Regions from separate parts of the Homo sapiens genome. Here regions 2, 3, 4, 5, 6 and 7 are each linked to region 1. A link is a contact called in ENCODE Hi-C or POLR2A ChIA-PET data. All regions are on one chromosome and are shown on one strand. The core of a region is the stretch at or near the end of the contact, and the rest is flanking DNA. Distances in the headings are between cores, read along the strand shown.

Evidence for each region. A loop is a pair of places that touch in the nucleus more often than their neighbours do. ChIA-PET counts read pairs that join two places held with the same protein, here RNA polymerase II (POLR2A). Pooled maps may share reads with other maps.
Region 2: a pooled map shows a loop between it and region 1 (17-fold over the local background). The contact joins the promoter of RASGRP2 here to the promoter of PCNX3 in region 1. A Hi-C loop is called at or near these places in 3 of 50 pooled maps. POLR2A ChIA-PET finds 5 or more read pairs at or near these places in 3 of 52 experiments (B cell, CD4-positive, alpha-beta T cell and activated T-cell).
Region 3: a pooled map shows a loop between it and region 1 (32-fold over the local background). The contact joins the promoter of SF1 here to the promoter of PCNX3 in region 1. A Hi-C loop is called at or near these places in 2 of 37 single-sample maps with no recorded cell type and 10 of 50 pooled maps. POLR2A ChIA-PET finds 5 or more read pairs at or near these places in 1 of 52 experiments (CD4-positive, alpha-beta T cell).
Region 4: a loop to region 1 is called in a pooled map, with 5 times the contacts of the local background. The contact joins the enhancer-like site here to the promoter of PCNX3 in region 1. A Hi-C loop is called at or near these places in 1 of 37 single-sample maps with no recorded cell type and 4 of 50 pooled maps. POLR2A ChIA-PET finds 5 or more read pairs at or near these places in 1 of 52 experiments (activated CD4-positive, alpha-beta T cell).
Region 5: a loop to region 1 is called in a map of GM12878, with 8 times the contacts of the local background. The contact joins the promoter of EHD1 here to the promoter of PCNX3 in region 1. A Hi-C loop is called at or near these places in 1 of 168 maps with a recorded cell type or tissue (GM12878) and 7 of 50 pooled maps. POLR2A ChIA-PET finds 5 or more read pairs at or near these places in 1 of 52 experiments (activated CD4-positive, alpha-beta T cell).
Region 6: a loop to region 1 is called in a map of CD8-positive, alpha-beta T cell, with 14 times the contacts of the local background. The contact joins the promoter of ATG2A here to the promoter of PCNX3 in region 1. A Hi-C loop is called at or near these places in 3 of 168 maps with a recorded cell type or tissue (CD8-positive, alpha-beta T cell and thyroid gland), 2 of 37 single-sample maps with no recorded cell type and 17 of 50 pooled maps. POLR2A ChIA-PET finds 5 or more read pairs at or near these places in 1 of 52 experiments (CD4-positive, alpha-beta memory T cell).
Region 7: a loop to region 1 is called in a map of naive thymus-derived CD4-positive, alpha-beta T cell, with 14 times the contacts of the local background. The contact joins the promoter of YIF1A here to the promoter of PCNX3 in region 1. A Hi-C loop is called at or near these places in 1 of 168 maps with a recorded cell type or tissue (naive thymus-derived CD4-positive, alpha-beta T cell) and 8 of 50 pooled maps. POLR2A ChIA-PET finds 5 or more read pairs at or near these places in 1 of 52 experiments (activated T-cell).

Annotation. Positions count from the first base shown.
Region 1 is chr11:65,614,379-65,617,077 of GRCh38, forward strand. PCNX3 (pecanex 3) reads left to right here and starts at 1,398. Exons shown (of 35, transcript NM_032223.4): 1 at 1,398-2,086; 2 at 2,446-2,633. The coding sequence starts at 1,934. RefSeq lists enhancers at 1-312, 54-940, 823-872, 933-1,022, 1,303-1,452 and 1 more and a silencer at 1,643-1,892.
Region 2 is chr11:64,742,772-64,745,470 of GRCh38, forward strand. RASGRP2 (RAS guanyl releasing protein 2) reads right to left here and starts at 1,371. Exons shown (of 17, transcript NM_001098671.2): 1 at 1,232-1,371; 2 at 23-166. The coding sequence starts at 95. RefSeq lists silencers at 38-367, 678-727, 888-937, 1,928-2,037, 2,288-2,487.
Region 3 is chr11:64,777,184-64,779,882 of GRCh38, forward strand. It overlaps SF1 (splicing factor 1), which reads right to left and starts at 1,359. Exons shown (of 13, transcript NM_004630.4): 1 at 1,179-1,359. The coding sequence starts at 1,209. RefSeq lists silencers at 504-813, 1,074-1,473 and enhancers at 1,136-1,737, 1,714-1,823.
Region 4 is chr11:64,857,396-64,860,094 of GRCh38, forward strand. It overlaps EHD1 (EH domain containing 1), which reads right to left. Exons shown (of 5, transcript NM_006795.4): 3 at 2,529-2,699. Among named protein-coding and RNA genes, the nearest start is that of CDC42BPG, 14 kb to the left of the region's middle. RefSeq lists an enhancer at 1,552-1,621. Within about 2 kb of position 1,381, at least 20 of the 41 ENCODE cell types and tissues checked have a DNase peak (open chromatin) inside an H3K27ac peak, as active enhancers do.
Region 5 is chr11:64,877,309-64,880,007 of GRCh38, forward strand. It overlaps EHD1 (EH domain containing 1), which reads right to left and starts at 1,313. Exons shown (of 5, transcript NM_006795.4): 1 at 753-1,313. The coding sequence starts at 1,156. It overlaps MIR10392 (microRNA 10392), which reads right to left and starts at 1,301; the gene lies at 1,215-1,301. RefSeq lists an enhancer at 1-226 and silencers at 150-219, 1,070-1,119, 1,140-1,699.
Region 6 is chr11:64,915,872-64,918,570 of GRCh38, forward strand. It overlaps ATG2A (autophagy related 2A), which reads right to left and starts at 1,338. Exons shown (of 41, transcript NM_015104.3): 1 at 1,094-1,338. The coding sequence starts at 1,264. It also overlaps a transcript of PPP2R5B not described here. RefSeq lists a silencer at 1,250-1,559 and an enhancer at 1,610-1,739.
Region 7 is chr11:66,287,830-66,290,528 of GRCh38, forward strand. YIF1A (Yip1 interacting factor homolog A, membrane trafficking protein) reads right to left here and starts at 1,314. Exons shown (of 8, transcript NM_020470.3): 1 at 1,126-1,314; 2 at 252-463; 3 at 1-87. The coding sequence starts at 1,156. RefSeq lists a silencer at 931-1,390 and enhancers at 1,329-1,623, 1,491-1,630.

The sequences.
Region 1 (2,699 bases), core at 148-2,647:
GGCGGGGAGTTCCCGGGTAGGCGGGCCAGGAGAGGCAGAGAGGGAAAGGGCAGAACCAGATCCCCCATCACAGCAGGCTTTTGAGATCTAGAAAGAAAAGCCCCCAGCTGCGTGCTCTGCTGCCTAGGGTGGAGGTTGGTCTCTGCTAAGGATGGGCCATCTCTGCCCTCTGCATCCGCATCGGCGGCAGCAAAACGGGGTTACAGAACCACACTTGGGAAGGGGGTGAACCCGAGTCTGGTCTTGGCTGCGAAGTTGTGGGACTGTGCGATCCATCGATTCTGAGCCTCATTATTTTCTTTCTTTTTTCTTCTTTTGAGACGGAGTCTTGCTCTGTCGCCCAGGCTGGTATGCAATGGCGCAGTCTAAGCTCACTGCAACCTCCGCCTCCCGGGTTCAAGAGATTCTCCTGCCTCAGCCTCCCGAGTAGCTGGGACTACCGGCGCGTGGCACCACGGCCGGCTAATTTTTGTATTTTTAGTGGAGACGGGTTTCACCATGTTGGCCATGCTGGTCTCAAACCCCTGACCTCGTGATCCTCCCGCCTCGGCCTCCCAAAGTGTTGGGATTACAGGCGTGAGCCACCGCGCCCGGCCATTCTTTTCATATATGATATGAGGACGAGAAAGCTCTGCCTCGTAGAGCTAGTTGGATGGGGTGGGGAAGACTGGAGGACAGACGGAACTGGCTGCACCTCAAGCTCTTGGAGTGGATTGCCTAAGGCTCTCTTCTTCTCCTCACCTGGGAAACAATCCGCTTCTTCATATCCCTTCCCCATTGGCAGAAACCTGAGACTTGTCCAGAACTTTGCCCAGGATTGGATTCAGAATAGCTGAGTCGCCCTCACAACTTCTGGATAGGGCTGCCCCAATTGCTTTGAGCCTGTCACTTTAAGAAAGACGACGCTATCCTATTTCGACTATTCCTGCCTGTTACGGAAGGTTGTTCTCTACACCCTAGGTCTGAGCTCTGACCCGGAAGTAGACGCCGCTGGGAGCGAAATCGGTCGTGACGTACGAGGTCCAGCATTAAAGGGGGCGGGCCGAGAGGGGCGTGCTTCGGTAGTGCAGAACTCTCGCTGCTACTAGGGGAGTCCACGCCTCCACCTTTTCCCCGCCTCCTGTAACTCATTGGAAGAGCTGTGCGCCAATTACTTTGCCGTTACCCAATGGCTACTCAACTGTCTCTTTGGTTCCGCCCAGTCGTCTACCCTGGGTTGGCAACGCCTGGGTCTACGCATGCGCCCAAACGCTTTTACGCTCGAACTTGCTTTAGTCCTGGAGTCTGCGCACGCCCAAAGGGCACCCCTCGCGTCCTACCGCGCCATCACCTTTCTGCGCTTGCGCATTCATGCCGTCAAGTTTTCCTTTTCCGGGTCCCAATTGGAATCGTTGGGCGCATGCGCCACTGCAGGCTGGCGGTTCGCGGCTCCTTCTTCCGGCCTCCTCCTTAGGCCGGCACCAGCAGAAGCCGGGCGAGCGCGGAGCCCCAAGCAAGTGACCTGCGACCCCGAAAGTGGACCCCAGATCCTGGGGTTCTCCCTGGTCCGGAGACTAGGGAGCTGTCGCCTGCACCCCGGGAGCACCCACCCCACGACCACCTCTGGATGCCGCCGACGGGTACCCGGCCCGTGCCCCGCGCCTGCCTGCCGGCTCGGCCCCTCGGAGCAATTCTGGGCCAGGAGTGGGGACCCGGACCCCGCCCCTGATGCAGCCCCACCCCCGCGTCCGGGCCTTGCACCACTGACTGTCCCGGCCGGCCCCGCCCCCTGCTCGCACCCTCGCGCGGCCGAGCCCCCCTCCCCCGCTGGGGGAGGCCATGGCGTGAGCGTGAGGCCGGGCCCCGGGGCCCTCAGGCGCCAGACGGGGCATGGGCCGGGGGCCGCCCCCATGAGGGTCCCGGGAGGGGGGGCGCGGGCAGCAGCGGCGGGGCCATGGGGTCGCAGGTGTTGCAGATCCTGCGCCAGGGGGTGTGGGCCTCGCTCACCGGCGGTTGGTTCTTCGACCCGCACCAGAGCACCTTCTCCAACTGCTTCCACCTCTATGTCTGGATCTTCCTGCTCATCTTTCCCTTCTTACTGTACATGGTGAGACGCCACGGCCACCTGTAACTCCAGCCGGGAGAGGGAGGGCAGCCTGGCAGGGATTCAGGGCAGTGCCCTGGGCTCTGGGACGTGGAGAGAGAGGAATCACTGCAGAGTTTGGGTCTGTGTGGAAGAGGGGCCAAAGTCTTCCTTTCTTGGATCGAGTGACCTTGAACCCTACACTTAATCTCATCCAGCTAAGCAGAATACAGAGCCCTTTGTCGAGGTCTGTGTACTGGTTGTGTGGAGAGGTGATGAAATTTTCTTGTGAGTCTGTGAATCCCAGCTATGATGTTGATGGCAGGTACATCCTGTGGGGGCGAGGCTTTGTGAAAAGGGACCTGGCTTACTTTCATCTTCAGGTCCTGCCTCCCAGCTTGATGGTGGCCGGCGTGTACTGCCTCGTGGTGGCTGTCATCTTTGCTACTATCAAGACTGTCAATTATCGGCTTCATGCCATGTTTGACCAGGGCGAGATCGTGGAGAAGCGCAGCTCTACCATGGGGGAGCTGGAGGAAGAGCCTGCCCAGGGGGACAGCAATCCACCCAGGTGGGTGGGGTAGGGGCTGTGCTGGGGATTGAGGGTTTTTGGTGCCTGGGCCGGAACCTTGCAGGG
Region 2 (2,699 bases), core at 121-2,620, 870 kb before region 1:
TGTGCCCTCCCGAGCCACTCACCGAAGGCTTCGATGCACCCGCGGAGCAGCTCCTCCACCGTGCAGCCCTTGTCCAGGTCCAGGGTGCCTGCCATGGCCGCCGGCGCGGGGTGGGCTGGGCCCAGGCTGCGCTCCGGGAGCCTCCCACCGGGCTCGGACCGAACCCCTGTCCCGGGAGAGGCAGAGCGGGAGTCTGCGGAGTCGCGGGCGGGGGAGCGGCCCCGCGGGCAGAAACGGGGCGGGGCGGGCACGCCCCCTGCTGGACAGGGGCGGAGTTGTCCCCCGCGGCCACTCCCGGGGTTAAACGGTCTGGCCCGGGATGGTGCAACCCGCCAGTTGGGAAACGGACCCGCAGAGAGGCTTCCGGCCCACCCTCGGAGTCGCGGGAAGGCCGAGGGGCTTCACGAGGATGGGGACGAACCAAGATCCCAGGACTGGCTGGCGCCCAGCCCCCCGCAGGGCGCCTTCTCCTCGCGCCCTCTCCCCAGAGGCACCTGCAGCACCCCGCAGCTCGGCTCTGCGCCCCTCCCGCTTCCCTCCCTCCACAGCCTCCCTTCCCCCGCAGGGTTATTTTGGGAACCCAGAGCCTGAGGGGACCTCGGAGGAATTTCTCCCTGGTATGGGAGGTGGGGGGAGAGAACCCAGGCGTCCTGCCCGCCTCGCCCCCTCCCGGGAGCCCAGGAAGGCGAGGCGGGGCTGCGGCAGCCCCCAGGGGGCCTGCCCTAGGGGAGGCGGACTGGATGGGAGAGGAACATTCCTGGGGCGGGGGGAGCCCGCTGCGGCCAGGAGGCGTCAGCGGGAAGCCTGAGCCTGGGAACTGAGCGCTCCCAGGCCACCTCCGCAAAGGTCCCAGGGGTCCCGGCTCAGCTTGTCCACAGGCCCTCTTCCTCCCTATCCCCGGCTCCTGACCCTGGCCCCGGCCCCGCACAGGCGAACTGTGAGCGCGCACGGAGCAGGGTGTCCAGAGGGGGGCGCTCGCGCCAAGGGTGGCCGGTGGGTGCATGACACCATTAGCAACTCCGGTCACTGGCGGGGTCATACGCACCCTGGCAGGGGCAAACACTCCACACCCAAGTTATTCGTCGGAGGCCGGGGACCTAAGTGGAGGTGCAGGCGTCCGCACTTACACGCACCGGGCCACAGGCACCGGCCTCCCATCCTCCGTCTCTCACACACAATGGCACCCACACCCTGTGCACACCTGCACGAAGAAACCCTCAGGCACACATACCCAGCTCGTCCACCCCAGAATGCAAACCCGCGGACGAGGTCGCCTCCTGGACGTGCTGTTCACTTGAGCCAGGCCAGCCTTGAGTCCCGCGGCCACACAGGCGCTGACATCCTCACACGTGTGCACACACGCAAGGCAGTGCCTCTCCACGCATGTACACTCCCACACACATGCACACACCCCCATGGGTGCGCACGCCCATTCCGTCGCCCCCCTCCCATTTGCGGTGCAGGGCCCGCCCTGCGGCCCCAGCTCCCTGACTCCCCTCACTCCCAGATTTTGGCAGAGCCTTGCCCCACGGAAAGGTACCCCGGCCCTACACATACTCACTCCCCCAGGCTGGAGGACAGGGGAGCTCCTGTACGGAGTTCTCAGGCGGACTTTTCCTAAGAGCCACCCAGAGCCGTCCCCGCCTGGCTCTACCGCTTCCTCGTGTGACCTTGAGAATCACTTGGCCTCTGGGAGCCTCAATTTTCTCATCTGCCAAATGGGGGTACGCGGGGGAGGGCCCCGCTGGAAGGTGGCTGGGAAAAGCTGGGTGCACCGTGGAGGTCCTCCGCCCTCCGGGGATCCAGCGCGCCTTAGCTCTCGTGGCCGCTGCCCCCTCTCCCAGACCCGGGCCGCAGACTCCCCACCCGCTCGCCGCCCCCAGCCCGCCCGCGCCGCCCTGGGCGGGGGGGGAGTCGCTGGGGGCCGCGCCCTCCTTCGCCTGGCGCCCCGCCCGCGCTCGCCCACTCACTCTTGGGACCTGCCGCAAGGAGCCCGCACCGGCCTGGCCGACCCCACCTCCGTGCGCTCCCGCCCGCCGGCCTCGCTGCGGCTGCGGCTCCCGCCCGCTCTCCACGCCGCGGCCCCGCTCCCCGCCGCCCCGCCCCCGCCCCCGCGCCAGGCTGCCCCCTCCCCCCTCCGCCCCTGCGCGGAGCTCCGCACCGCCGGCTGCGCCACCCCCACCGGGGGCTCCCTCTCGCCCCGCACGCGGCGGTCCCTGCGGCAGCTTAACCCCTCCCCTGCCGCGCCGCCCGGGAGGCCAGGGCCGCGGGCGGGGGGCTGCGCCACTAGCTGCCCCGAGGGCGGGCGACCGGAGGCCCCGCCGCCCGGGACGCGGAGGGGGGACCGAAACGAAGAGCCCCTCCCCCAACCGCGGACGCCCCAGTGCCCCCCGCCCTGCCTGGGTGTCGGGCGGAGGAAGCCGGGAGGGGCAGGAAGCGGACTGCGGTGGGGAAGGGGCGCCCCGCCCAGCCCCCAGCTCGGGTTCCTGTTTTCGAGACAAACCGTTCCCATGGGGCTAACCCGGCCCGGGACCGGGCGTCTTCCTGCAGGCAGCGGGTGGCACAGGCCTAGTGGAGGTCGGGGGCGTGGGGACAGCTGGTCCTTGAGATAGTCTGGGGGATGGGCTAGGACAAGATGGGAATATTTTGGGGAGAGGGACCTGTGGGGAGCGAGGAATGAAATCGTGGCTATCTGGAGA
Region 3 (2,699 bases), core at 109-2,608, 840 kb before region 1:
CTGGCCAGTTGGACACTGAGGGTCTGAACTCTTAAAAGGATCTATCAAAAATTCAACAACCTATACAATAGCAGCCAAGTTCTCCTTTCCCCGTACATAGGCAGAAACTCCCTACATTTGCCACAAAAGAGTCCTTCTATTTCCCAAGGGGTACAGGATCAGAGGGAAAAGCTTTTTAAAACAAAGCGACAGGGCAGCCGATCAGACTGAGATCTAAACATACTGAACAGATTTAAAAAAAAAAACAAACTAAAATTCTCTCCCCAAAAGAGACCAAGAAAGATCAGACCCAACCATCATCTGAAGCATGCCAACCTCTCCCGGATGAAAACCCTGCCTTGCTGTAGAAGCAGAGGAGCTATCCTTGGTACGGTTCCCATTCTGGTTCCTCAAGACCAGAAGGGAGTCGCTGCACGTCATCAGGTGAGGCTTTCACGCCCTGCTGGCATTCACAGCTAGCACCCCGTCCAGCGCTGAACACCCGCCACCCCTGTTCCCGACACCAGCGGACTGGACAGCAATAGTGGGCCCCCAGTCTATACAGTTGCGCCGCACAGCCCGGCCACCTCACTGCGTCTGCGCACAGAGCGCCTCCCGCCCGCCCAGCCCTCCCCCCACAGCGCGCGTGCGCACTCGAGGCCCTAGAACCAGGCCGCGCGCGCCCAGGGGCGCCTCCGCCCGGGCCTCCCCGTGCGCGCACGCGCGCCCCTGCCGCGTGCAGCCGCCGTCGCCGCCGCCGCGCGCCCCTCAGGCGGCCGGGCCCGTCCGCGCGACGCCTCTCGCGCTCTCTCGGCCCGACTCACCTCCTCCGCCGCCGGCCGGGCCCGGCTGCTGGTCCTTACGCGGCGGCTGGGGTGGCGGCGGCTGCGGCGGCGACACGCGCTGGTAGAGCGGCGGCGGAGGGGGCGGCTGCGGCGGCGGGTACGAGGCGCCGGGGGACGGTGGCGGTGGAGGCGGCGGCGGCTGCTGGGGAGGCGGAGGGGGCGGCGGCGGAGGCGGCGGAGGCAGCGCCGCGAAGGGGAAGGCCGCGGTCAGGGCCCCCATCGAGCCCACGGGCGGGGGCGGCGGCGGCCCGGGAGCCAGCAGCCCCGCCCCAGGCCCGGGTGCAGGCGGAGGGCCCGGCTCGAAGCCTCCTTTGGGCCCGGGGAGCGGGGGCAGCCCGGGGGGGCCCAGCTTACCCAACGGCGTGGCGTTCGCTCCGGTCGCCATGGCGCCCCCGGGGACAGGCACCGGCACCTGCTTTTCCTCTGCGGCGGCTTCTCCTTCGCAAGCCTCCCGGGGGGAGGGGACCCGAATGCGCTGCCGGAGCGCGCGGAGCCCGTCCTCTCACGCGGCGGGCGGCGGCGGCGCGAGACGCACAAAGAGGGAGGAGAGAGGGCACCGCGGGGGCGGGCCGGGGGCGGCGGGGCCGGGGCCTGGATTGGGCCGGGCCGAGGCGAAGGGTCGAAATCGGCGGCCTCCGATTGGCGGAGCCTCAGTCCTTCTTGATGCGCGCTGGGATTGGCCGAACCGTTAGGCCAAGCGAGGAAATGGCGGCGGAGTTCGGTGGGCTGGGAGGTGTCGCAGCGCGCACTTCATTTGTTACTGCGTGAACTGAGCTCCGAGTCCAGAAAGGAGGGGATGGGGTGGGGCGAACTCTATGACGGAGCGACGGCGAGCTCTCTCATTGGCTGCGGTGGTGGACTCAATCAATCTCGCCTGCGTTGTAGTGTCGCGGGATTGGCTGTCGCTGGTTCCAGCCTTTTTCTACTCCCCTCCCCCAGGGGGCAGTTTCTCCGGGATTAAGCGAGAGTCGCGGCGGAAAAGGCCCAGCCGGAACGAGATTTACGGCGGGGGAGTCCTGGAGCAGGAAGTGCGCATGCGTAGATGGAGCAAAACCGCCTCTCCACCCGTCTCCCTTCACCATCGACCCTTGGGTCCAGCAAGGAAGCCCTAAGTGACGTCAACCTTTGTTCCCATGGTAACGCAGAACCTTGGGGCGGGAGCAGGGGAGGGGCTGGCGCGCGCCGGAAAACCGGCTCAGTTGACGCTGCAGGTAAAAAGACTTCCTGTTTTTTTGGAAAAAAAAAAAAAAAAAAAAAGTGACCCAAAAAGCTACGAATAGAGACGACTTATCGAAGGATTTAAAACAGTATTTGAACTGATGCAACAACATATTAGATGAAAGGTAACAGAAGGTTGTCAGTTCAAAAATTACAAATACACACTTCTATTGGAATCTCCACGGAGTTCAGAGGATTTAATTAAATGATCTTAAAATCGTATAAAACAATAACTACGGCCGGGCGCGGTGGCTCACGCCTGTAATCCCAGCACTTTGACAGGCCGAGGCGGGCGAATCACAAGGTCAGAAGGTCGAGACCAGCCTGACCAACATGGCGAAACCCCGTCTCTACGAAAAATACAAAAATTAGTTGGGTGTAGTGGTGCACTCCTGCAATCCCAGCTTCCCAGGAGGATGAGGCAAGAGAATCGCTTGAACCCGGGAGGCGGAGGTTGCAGTGAGCCGAGATGGGGCCACTGCACTTCAGCCTGGGTGACAGAGCGAGACTGTCAAAAATAAAAATAAAAATAACTACTACAGTACTGGGAAAACTTTACAAGACGGAGCAGGAGCTTGCCTTTCCAGATGACAAACATAGTATATAAAACACAATAGGCCAGTGCCAAGGCACTGGGAGGCCAAGGCGGGGGGATCA
Region 4 (2,699 bases), core at 131-2,630, 760 kb before region 1:
CCTAGGTAACAGAGTGAAACTCCATCTCCAAAAAAATCAAAAAATAAAATAATAAAATTAAAAATAAGAAAAACACGCAGCCCTCTGTCCTCCAGAGCCGGCATCTGACCCACGCCCGTGCACACAGCTCACGGAGGTTCAGGCCAGAATGAGAATTCCTCATCTACAGGGTGAGGTGGGGCCCAGGGTACTTGGGGCACAATGGGAGGACAGTGGTGGCAAAGGATGAAGGGTCAGTTCTCACTGCTCAGACCAGGTAGCACCCACATGCCCTCTGACTGGCCTCCAGACAGAGTGGGTACGAGGGCCACTGTGCTCAACGCCTGCAGTCTCCATGCCTCTGAGCAGGCAGGGACATGGGCTCCCCAGGAAGTGCCCATCCTCAGTCCTCAGTTATATTCTGGAGATCAGGGGACTGTGACCCTGGCCACAGGCACATCTGTCACTGAAGCCTTCATGCCCACATGATGTCTACCCTGGTACCCCCTGCATGCCATGAGGTGGGGGCAAGCACCCTGCTCTGTTGAAGAACTGGGGACGTATCACCAAAGGGCCTGGCTTGGCAGGCAGGACAGTTCCCCAGCCACGCTCCGGCCTGGCTGGCCTGGAGATAGGAGCTACGGCAAGGGCCTTTTTTTTTTTTTTTTTTTTTAAATTAAATAGAGACAGGGTCTCACTAGGTTGCTCAGGCTGGTCTCTAACTCCTGGCCTTAAGGGATCCTCCTGCTTTGGCCTCCCAAAGTGCTGGGATTACAGGCGTGAGCCACCATGCCTGGCCAGAGCCTATTTCTTTTCTTTTTTTTTGAGACAGAGTCTTGCTCTGCCACCTGGGATGGAGTGCAGTGGTGTGATCTCAGCTCACTGCAACCTCTCCCTCCTGGGTTCAAGTGATTCTCCTGTCTCAGCCTCCCAAGTAGCTGGGATTACAGGCACGCACCACCACGCCCGGCTAATTTTTGTATTTTTTTTAGTAGAGATGGGGTTTTGCCATGTTGGCCAGGCTGGTCTCGAACTCCTGACCTCAGGTGATGCGCCCACCCACCTTGGCCTCCCAAAGTGCTGGAATTACAGGATGAGCCACCATGCCTGGCTGGAGCCTATTTCTGAAACAACCGAGCCCTGTGCTAAGAGCCTGAAAGAATAGCTAGGTGCCCTGCTGATACAAATGTGGGCTTGGTCACTTCTCAGCTGTTCAGACAATCTGTGTCAAACACTCCTGTCCACGGGGTCAACCCCAACCACAGCCGGGACTGTCACTCATGGTGACTCGTCTAGGCTGGCTCACGATAGGGTGCTATCCAAAGTCAGACACGCCAAGGGCATGTGTTCTGTCATTCTGTGTTGGAAGGGCCCGCTGGTGGCATTAACCTTTGTTTCCTGGCCCCACCCACACCGGCTCTCACTCAAGTACTTGGTCAGCCACTGAGATTCCAAACCCTTTGGCCATTCAGAGGCTGCTGATAGGTGCCACCAGGCCTGGGCTGCCAGGAGACCTAAGGATGGTCTGCAAGGCCTGCTGAACTGACACTGCCTCAGCGTGACCTTGGCTTCCATGCACAGTGCTCCCCGGGCTGCAGGCTGGCACCCTGTCTCCTCACGAGCTGCTTCCTGTCACAGCTTAAGCTTCAGCTCCTGCCAGGCCCCCCCAGCCCTTCTACTCCACTGGGACAGCCCCTAGCGCCAGCTCCCGCAGCAGCCTGTGCTCGCTCCGAGACGACACAAATAACTGATGTTTATTTTTTGTTTGCGTGCTCTGCTTTCCCCATGAAGGCTGAGGAGTGGACAGGGGCTGTGTGTCACTCCCCGCCAGTACCCGGCATCCAGCACTGTGCTGAGTGCACTTCAGGCTCAGTAAACCCCAGAGGGGTAATCCCAGCACTCTGGGAGGCTGAGGTGGGCAGATCACCTGAGATCAGGAGTTTGAGACCAGCCTGGCCAACATGGTGAAACCCTGTCTCTAATAAAAATACAAAAATCAGCTGGGCATAGTGGTGCGTGCCTGTGATCCCAGCTACTCGGGAGGCTGAGGTAGGAGAATCATTTGAACCTGGGAGGTGGAGGTTGCTATGAGCCGAGATCATGCCACTGCACTCCAGCTTGGGCAACAGAGCGAGTCTCCGCTTCAAAAACAAAAACAAAAACAAAAAACCCTAGAGGGAAGCCAACAAGCCTTAGAGCTCTATCCCCCAACACTCCATTTCTGAGGCTGCCTCCTTTGCTTCAGCGGTAACTTCCTGTGTGCTGTTTCTGTGTTGTAAGCACAGTCAAACCCTTCCTGAAAGTAGATGGGGTATAAACCACAAACAGAACAGGTTTAGAGGGAGGCCGGGTAGAGAATCTTAGTTAAGAGCAGGCTGCACGCGGGTGCTGACCAAAGACTGGTTTCTATAGAGGGAAACAGCGCAGTGCAGGTCTGCCTGTGAAGTGAGCTGGGAAGGGTCTCGGGCAATCCTGGGGCCCTGAGTGCCAGTCTCAGAGCCCCATGGCCCTGCCTGGCAATAGGCTGCTCCCCTCACCCCAGGGTCTACCTTGGCCAGCCGTGCCCGCTTGATCAGGTCATTGAGCTTCCTGAGGGCGGCGTTTCGGGGCAGTGACTGGATGTCCTTGAAGAGGTCCTGCTCCTCGGCCTCAAAGAGCTTGCGGTTGTCGGGGATGAGGAGCGGGTGGGACCAGAAGGAGCCGATGTAGACCCTGACCAC
Region 5 (2,699 bases), core at 63-2,562, 740 kb before region 1:
TAACTGGAAAAGTGAGGTCCAAGTGGGTGAAGGAACCTCAGATTCTGTCCCTCAGTGCACAGAAGGGCTTAGGGCCAGAATCTCATTGCAGGGCTCCCACTGCCACCACCTCATCCTGCTTCCTGAAACCCCTCAGGGCAGCACTGACCTCTTGAGAGCTGCCATTGGGAGAAGTGTTCGAACCTCAACTGTCCCCTGCCTCCAAGGGGCTGCCCCAAAGTCAGCAAGCCACAGCCGATCCTCCTCCTCCCTCCTACACAAAACCACCGTCCCAGGGGAGGCAGAGCAGACCCACACCGCACCAGAGAAGGGAATGGCTAAAAGTTTCATTGTGTTTTGCTATTGACACTTAAGAAGACAGGGAGGGGAGGGTTGATTTCCGTGAATTAGGTGCATCCAGCCTGCGGGACGGAGGTGGAGACCAAGAAAAGGAGCGCAGGAATGGCTCAGCTTCCTACTGCGGCCCTGCTGCTGAGGGGAGTGGGGCTGGGATCTGCAGGAGGGCTTGGTGGTTACCCTGGAAGATTCTGGGGAGGACAGAAGCTGGGGGAGCCGACAACGCCCACTCTTAGACCCCCAGTGGGTTTACTCTGGGAAGGGGCAGGGCCCTTGGACCAGGGAGTGGTCACTGAGGGTCTCACTGGGGCCTCGGAGACAAAGGACGGCGGGGCGACAGCCACGGGAGGGTCAGGCTCCGAGTGAGGGGTGTGCCCCGGACGCGCCCCCCGCCCCCTGGAGTGATGGGTGGGTACCTGTTGAGGAAAGCGTTGCCAAACGCGTTGAGCTTGCGGAAGGGGCGCCGCGGGTCCACCACGAGCGCGTTGCCCGGCACCACGCCCTCAGTGGGGCCGTGCATGACGGCGATGAAGGAGTCGGTGGTGGGCTCGGGCCCGATGCGCATCCCCGGGAAGTCCTGCTCGATCAGGTGTCGGATGAAGGTGGTCTTGCCCGTGCTGTACTGCCCCACGAGGAGCACCATAGGCTTGTTGTCGAAGTCAGCGTCCTCCAGCGCGGGCGAGTGGAACTCGTGGAAGCGGTAGTGCTCCTCCAGGGGTAGCAGCTTCTGCGCGTACAGCTGCCGCAGCCCCTCAGCCACCGTCTGGAAGAGCTCCGGCTCCTTCTTGCGGCGGGCATCCTTGCTGACCCAGCTGAACATACTGCCGGACACGGGGCTGGCTGCTGCGGGGCAGAGCGGCGGCTGAGAGCGGGGCGAGGGTGCGGAGCCGAGGCGGGGCCGGCCGGGGCAGGGAATCGGGAGCGACCCACACTGCGCAGGCGCACAGCCCAGCCCGTCGAAGCGCCCTCTGCCGAATGCTGCGCACCCCTCGCGGAGCGGCCTTTATAGGGTCGGTCCCTCAGTGGCGGCTAGCGCCGCCGCGGCGGGGGCAGGGCGGAATTGGGGGCGGTAGGGAGGAGCCCCTCCCAGCCCCGCCCCTCCGACTGGTGCCACGTCTTCCCCTACCCCGCCCCCATTGGCTGATTCCAAATCTCGCGAGGCTGTGGTCCGGGTGCCGTGGCAACCGCACCTGTTTCGCCCCGCCCCTCGTAGGGAGGCTCGCGAAAGTGCTGCGGTTAGGAAGGCGAGGAGCGGGCGTTCGGCGGAGACGGCCTCTGGGCCGCGCGCCTTCCGGCACCGTGGCCCCCCCACACCCCCGCGGGATGGCTCCACGAGACACCCAGTCAGGCACCCTGGTTCCCTGACTACGCGCCGCGCCCGCCGTTCGCCACGTGCGGTCCTCCAGCTGGCTCGGAATCCCCGGAAGCATCGGAGTACCCCCAGGCGGCGGCACCTCCTCCTCTCAGCCCAGCTTCCCAGACACACACTGTCTTTGTCCCCTCATCTTTTATCTGCTTTGGGAGAGGGAGAGACAGGAAAGTGGTAGCAGAGCAAGCTGAGGGAGTAGAGAATCCGGGGCGGGCTGGTGACTGGGGAAAGAAAAATGGGCAGCGAGAGGCCTGACCTCCCCTCAGGCCGACGGGGTGGGAATGGGAGAGGGACGCAAGCGAGGGAGGACATGGGTGACACCGGACTCGCGCGGGAGAAGAGAAGGCTTCCCCACAAAGGCTATAGCTGGGGCAAGGCAGGGAGGGCATGAGGAGGAAGTTGAGGCTCTCTGGCCACTTGCGTATTGGGAAGTGAAATCGGAAATTCCCTATGTGGGGAAGAGGGGAAGTGTGGGGGCAACAATGAAATCTTGTGGGAATTTAGGGGGAAGTTTAAAAACCCAAATACTTCCACTTTCCTCTCGGGGTCACCACCATTTACCATCATTTACTGGGATCTGTGCCCTACCTCCCCTTACCAGTTCCTGGCTGTTCCATGGGGCTCACTCCCCCGCCATCCTCCCCGGCCACACACAGACCCCTTTGGCTGTCCAGGCTGGTGAGAATCTTCAGTGGGTGATGTCAGAGCTTTGGGGACTGATTGTTATGTAACCAGTATCAAGACACCAACCTGTGGTAGCAGGACCCTGGGGGCTCTTAAAGAGATCTGAATTGAACCTGCGACTTTGAAAGCCTCAGGTCCAACTTCCTCGCTTCTGGGAGATGTGGAAGCCTGGAGGGCTAGGGGCCTGTATCAGGGGATAACTTGGGCTGGTAGGCTAAGAGGAAGAGGCAGGAACTCAAATCTGAGAACGGGGGATATCTCAGGGGAACTGAGTGGTGGAATCTAGAGAGGACACGATGGGAGGTTTGTT
Region 6 (2,699 bases), core at 88-2,587, 700 kb before region 1:
GAGAGGGCTTCCTACACCAGAATTCACAGACAGCAGGCCACTGGGGGGTGCCCCCAGTTCAGGGCCCACGATTATCCTACCCCACATTTGCTCACCAGGGCCTGGCCTACCCCCAAAGCCTAGCTCTTCTGCCCAGATTAGCAGCCCCCTGAGTCCAGCCACAAAACTGAGAAGTCCCTGCCTCCATGCCCACCCCTGCTGCTCTGGACCTGGTGGATCGACCAGGACGCGCCTCTAATTGGTGGCTCCTTCAAAGCTCCCCAGGTCAGCTGAGCTGTGAGTCAGGGCTCCTCACCGTTCCCAGCCTCAAGCCTCTGACCTTACACCTCTTGGCCTCCCTAGCATCTCCCTTGGCCTCCTCCCGGCTTGAAGCCAGATCTCCCCACCTTTCCTCCAGGGCCTCCCTCCAGGCAGGGACACTGAGCCGGGGGGGTCGGTGGGAGATGTAGGTGGGGGCCATCCAGTCCCTCCCTAGACACCCACTTGGCCCATCCCACTCTCCCAAAAGCAGGAAGTAGGCAGCGACCCAGGCACACGAGGTGTTGATCAACACTGGTACTGACGTACTGACGCGGTTGTTGACATACACATCCGGTGGTTTGTTGATCCCACCTACGGGCTCAGGACCGTGGGGTCAAGAGGTCAGGGCACATGATCCACAGGTGTCCTCGCCAGGGCTCCGGACCCCTACCAGCTTCCCCCACCAGCTGCGCAGGCCCAAGTCTGTCACTGCCCTGGCCCAGCTCAGTTCCTACGCTCCCTCCCCAGCCCCTCCTCAGCCCGAGAGCCAACCTCCTTAACTCAGCCCCCAAACTCGACGAGTTTGTCTTGCATTCTCCAGACAGGTGATCTTGCCCTCTCCAGCCTCAGTTTCTCCTCCCGTGGAGACAGAAACCCCTTCCCGCTCAGTTTCTGGCTCTGGTAAGGAACTGAAGAGGCCAGCCGGGGTGCCTCTGACGCCTGGAGAGGGCAAGATTCCCCTGGCCTCTCTACGCCCGGTGCCTGATCCCCCAGCCCGATCCTGCCGCAGGGAGCCTCAGGTCGCTGCGCTCCCACCCTCCGCACCTTCCTGGACTCGGGCCTGGCTCCTCACCCAGATTTCCAGGTGGATGTCTCGCAGGGCAACGCTGCCCTTGTACAGATCGAGGCTGAGCTGGTCCAGGCTGAGGTGCTCTTGGAAGAAGTGACCTAAGTAGTGGTGCAGCAAGTAGCGGCAGACCCGCTCTTTCACACAGTTTGACCATGGCCACAGCCATCGTGACATCTCGGAGACCGCCGGGCCTGGGCCGCCTCCGCTTGCCGCCCGCCGGCGATCCCCGTCCGGCTCCGCTGTTCACTAGAGCCCCCGGCTCGCCCCGCCGCTTCTCTAGGCGCCAGGCCGCGCCTCCGGACGCCCAGCCACGCCCCCTACGCTCACTGTCATTGGCTATTGCAAAGGGCGAGGCCTACTGATTGGCTGCGCGGGGCGGAGCCTTCGGGCGCGAAAAAGGGACTGGGCTCTCTGCATGATATAGGGCTCTCAATCATGATTTACGCTTGCGTAAAGTACTGTGTGGGAGGACCTTTAACCTCCCCTCTACAGGCTCTGGGAAGGCTGTTGCTCCAGGTGCCGGCCCCTCAAAGGAATGCGCATGTGCTGATTCGTCCAACCACTTTAAGTGGTTGGGGAGGATTTAAAGGGACAGTGTCCCATCAAACTTCGTAGAAGCCTTCCCCAGAGGAGTAAACTCAGTGCGCGATCTTAAGCGCGCATCTGTGGAAACAATTAAGTGAGTAAACATTCGCATTTTGCAAAATCTTTTACCATCCTTTATCTCATTGAGCCCTCTTAATAATCGCTCAAGGTAGGGATTATTGCCACCGCTTTACAGGTAAGAAAACAGATTAAGATACGAGAAAGACCCTGCCTCAAAAACAAACAAAAATAAATAAGGGCTCTGAATCCATCACCAAGGAAGGTCTTTTTTCCCCTCCTCACCCCGGAATGCTCAGAGGGAGATTAACTGACCCTCCCTTCTCTCTGCCGTCGGTCAGGCCTTAGGCACCTCTCTGAAATAATAATAGCTTTTCATATCTCTAGTCCTAAAATCAAAGAATGGATTCTGCCTCCTTTAAGCAGGGGGGCATTGTTTTTGTACGGCCTTTGAGCTAAGTATGGTTTTTATGTCTTTTAAATGGTTAGGGGAAAAATCAAAAGAAGAATGAACTTTTCATGGCATGTGAAAAATCATATGAAATTCACATTCCAGTGTTTATACATAACGTTTTAGTGTCACACAGTCTTGCTCATTTGCTTAAGTTCTGCCCCGGGCTGCTTTCTTGCTACAAGAGCAGAATTCAGTACTTGAGACAGAGGCCTGCAAAGCCTAAAATATTTATTTTCTGGCCCTTCACAGAAAAAGTTTGCCAACCGCTGCTCTGTAGGGGGCAGCCACACAAAACCTCTTACATCATGGGCGACTTCAGGAACAGCCATAGGTAATTATGTTTCTTTTCTTTTCTTTTTGAGACAGACTCTCTCTGTCACCTAGGCTGGAGTGCAGTGGCACAATCTTGGCTCACTGCAACCTCTGCCTCCTGGGTTCAAATGATTCTGCTGCCTTGGCCTCCCAGAGTAGCTGGGATTACAGGCATGCACCACCGCACCCAGCTAATTACCGTGTTGGGCAGGCTGGTCTCGAACTCCTGACCTTAGGTGA
Region 7 (2,699 bases), core at 64-2,563, 670 kb after region 1:
GACCAGCAGCCCTAGCTTCTTGGCCACGTAGGCTGTGTCCACAGCAAAAAAATACTTGAGTTTGCTCACAGACACAAAACGGTGCAGCTGGGAGGGGAGAGAGGAAGCTGTGGGCAAGCCGCACCCCAGGCCTCAGGGTGCCCCTCTGTGTGCTCCATCCCTGAGGGCACTGTGAGGAATCGGGTGGAATCCCATGATGCCCCAGCCCTAGCCAAAAATTCTGCCACCCGTGCCCCGGGGGCAGGCCACACCTCCTTGTGCACCATGTCCTTCCCATGGGATGCGATGGAGCTGCCATAGGCCATAGCCACATTGGCCATTGGGTCCCCAAGCAAGTGGTTGACACTGAAGGCCACGTCTGCTCCTGTGGCTGGGTATCCCCCGGGCTGGCTGGAATAACCACCGCTTGTGTCATCGAAGAGGGGAGGGGGATCCGGGGCTGCCCGGGCCCTGTGCTTGGAGCCTGTGGGTTTGGAGGTATCAGAGTAGATGACAGAAATACCAAGCATGAGCCCAAACCACCGCCCCTTCCCTGGCTGGACAGCCCTGCACGGGTCCTGGAGGCACCGATCAGTGAGGGGACCCCAAGCTGGGTGAGGGGGAGCTAACTGAGAAAAAACTGTGATGAGGGATCCTTTGCGAGAAATCCGTTGCTAAATGTAGGCAAAGAAAGAGCTGAGGCAGCGCCTAGAACTGGTTGCCCACTTGGGGTTTCTGAAGGCCTCTCACTGGAAGTGACCTCTGAACTGAGCCACAGTGAGTAGAAGTGTGCTAGGTGAAAATAACTGGGAGGGCATCCTTCCGTGAACAAAGCTGGGAGAGGCGACAGCTGGCTACCTGGAGGCCCTGGACAGTGATCAGGGACCTCATCAGGTTCACAACAGTCAAAGGAGTTTCTGGAGGAGGAGGCGGACCCCGTTTTTGCCCGACTCCGGCATGGGATTCCCAGGACTGGGCCGAGAGGGCGAAGTCCGGGACGTGTTGGAGTGTTACGAGGGGCAGGAACCCGAGTGACACCCCCGCCCTGGGCGGCGGTCCCAGTCGCTATCTCCCTCGGGGTGAGCGGGCCACGCCGCCGACTCTCCCCCCGCCGGCCGCGCCGCGCCCCGCCCGCGCCCCACGCACCGTGGGCTCCGTAGCCCGAGTGATAAGCCATGGCCGCGACGCTCGCTGTCCCCGAGGGCCCGCTGCGCCGCCTCGTGGGTACGAATACTAATGAGGCAGCTGCTCCGCGCCCAGGGTACCGACCGAGGCCACCCGGCCGCGCGACACGTCCCCCACCCCGCCGGTCTCGGCCACCATGTCCGTGGCGTCATCCCCCGCGCCTGCCATTGGCTCTTCGGCGGCGCCGGCTCGCCCCTCCCCTCTCCCAATTGGCCACTGACGAGCTCTGGCCTGAGCGGATTCGGCAGAAGGCAACATCCGGGTGAGGGACAGGCGGAGCGACTTGCGGTGCCTGGGATTGGATCACGGGCTTGCCAGTTCACGGTGGGAACAGCCAATAGAAGAGTTAAGAAAGAAGGTGGGCGAGAATTATTTGCGCGCCTGCGCGGTGAGGCACTTGACGCACCCTGCCACGACTACACCAGGGAGTCGAGAGGTAACCTGCAGCCGGAGTCAGGAGCAAAGCTTCCTTGGTGGGACGTACTCCAGGAGGGAACGGGGCGGTCGAGTTCCAACCAAGCCCTGCCCTTCGGGGCGCCTGTTTCTCCCTCTCTGGGCTTGTTTTCCTCCCCCGTCACCTACACTTCACCCAATCTTGGAACGGAGCCCCGGCAGACCCGGAGGTGGTGGTGGGAGGCCGGACCTATCAGTGACAGAGCTGCCAAGCAAGCCCCAGGATGCTGACTCCACCCGCCTCCCACTCCTCTTCTCCGCGCGGGTGCTGTCCGTCGTCCGGTGCTGAAAATGTCCTCCCGCCTCAGCCGCCATCCTGTAGACTCCCGGGGGCCTGCGTATGGGAAGATTTGGGGTCTCGAACCACACGCTCCTAGCGAGCGCGTGGCCGCACGCACACATACACGCATACTGCAAAACTGGGGCCCAGAGGATCCGAAGTCTGAGAGATTGGGTGGTATAGGTGGGGCAGGATCCTGCCCCGGGCCTGTCCCATAGACTCTCCCGTAGTCCAGCAGATTTGGGGGCAGAGGTGTGCTGATTTGCGTCCTGAAGCTGCAGCCTAAACTCCTGAGTCATCGCCGGGCCTGTGGTCTTCTTGAAGTGAGGCCCCTAAGCCTCACTTGTAGTCCCGGGGGTTCCTTTCTCTCCACCCAGGTTCTGATCACTCCCAACCCCGCGGAGACAGTCTTCAGGGGCCTCCCTCTCACAGACCTTCAGCCACCGCTTTCTAGAGAGCATGAGCAGGTTCTCTGCGACCTCTCTAATTAGCTACCAGGTATCCAGTTACACCAGATGACCTTCCTGCTCCCCAAACTCAGCCCACGTGGTCTGATTGCAGTGCCATTGCCCAGAGGTCCCCTCCACCTGGGATGCCCTTCCCCCTCATATCCACTTGTCCATAAGCCTAGTTATCTTTAAGAGTTAGTTCATCTCGTGCCTCTCAGAGGGACAAAGGGGACAGAGACCTGACCCGGTCAGGGGTGGAGGTCATAGGTTGGGTTCTAGGCCCCCTCTGGGTGCACCCAATTTGCCCTGCATGTAAGTTCCATGAGGACAGGCCCTGTTGTCATTCTCCACTT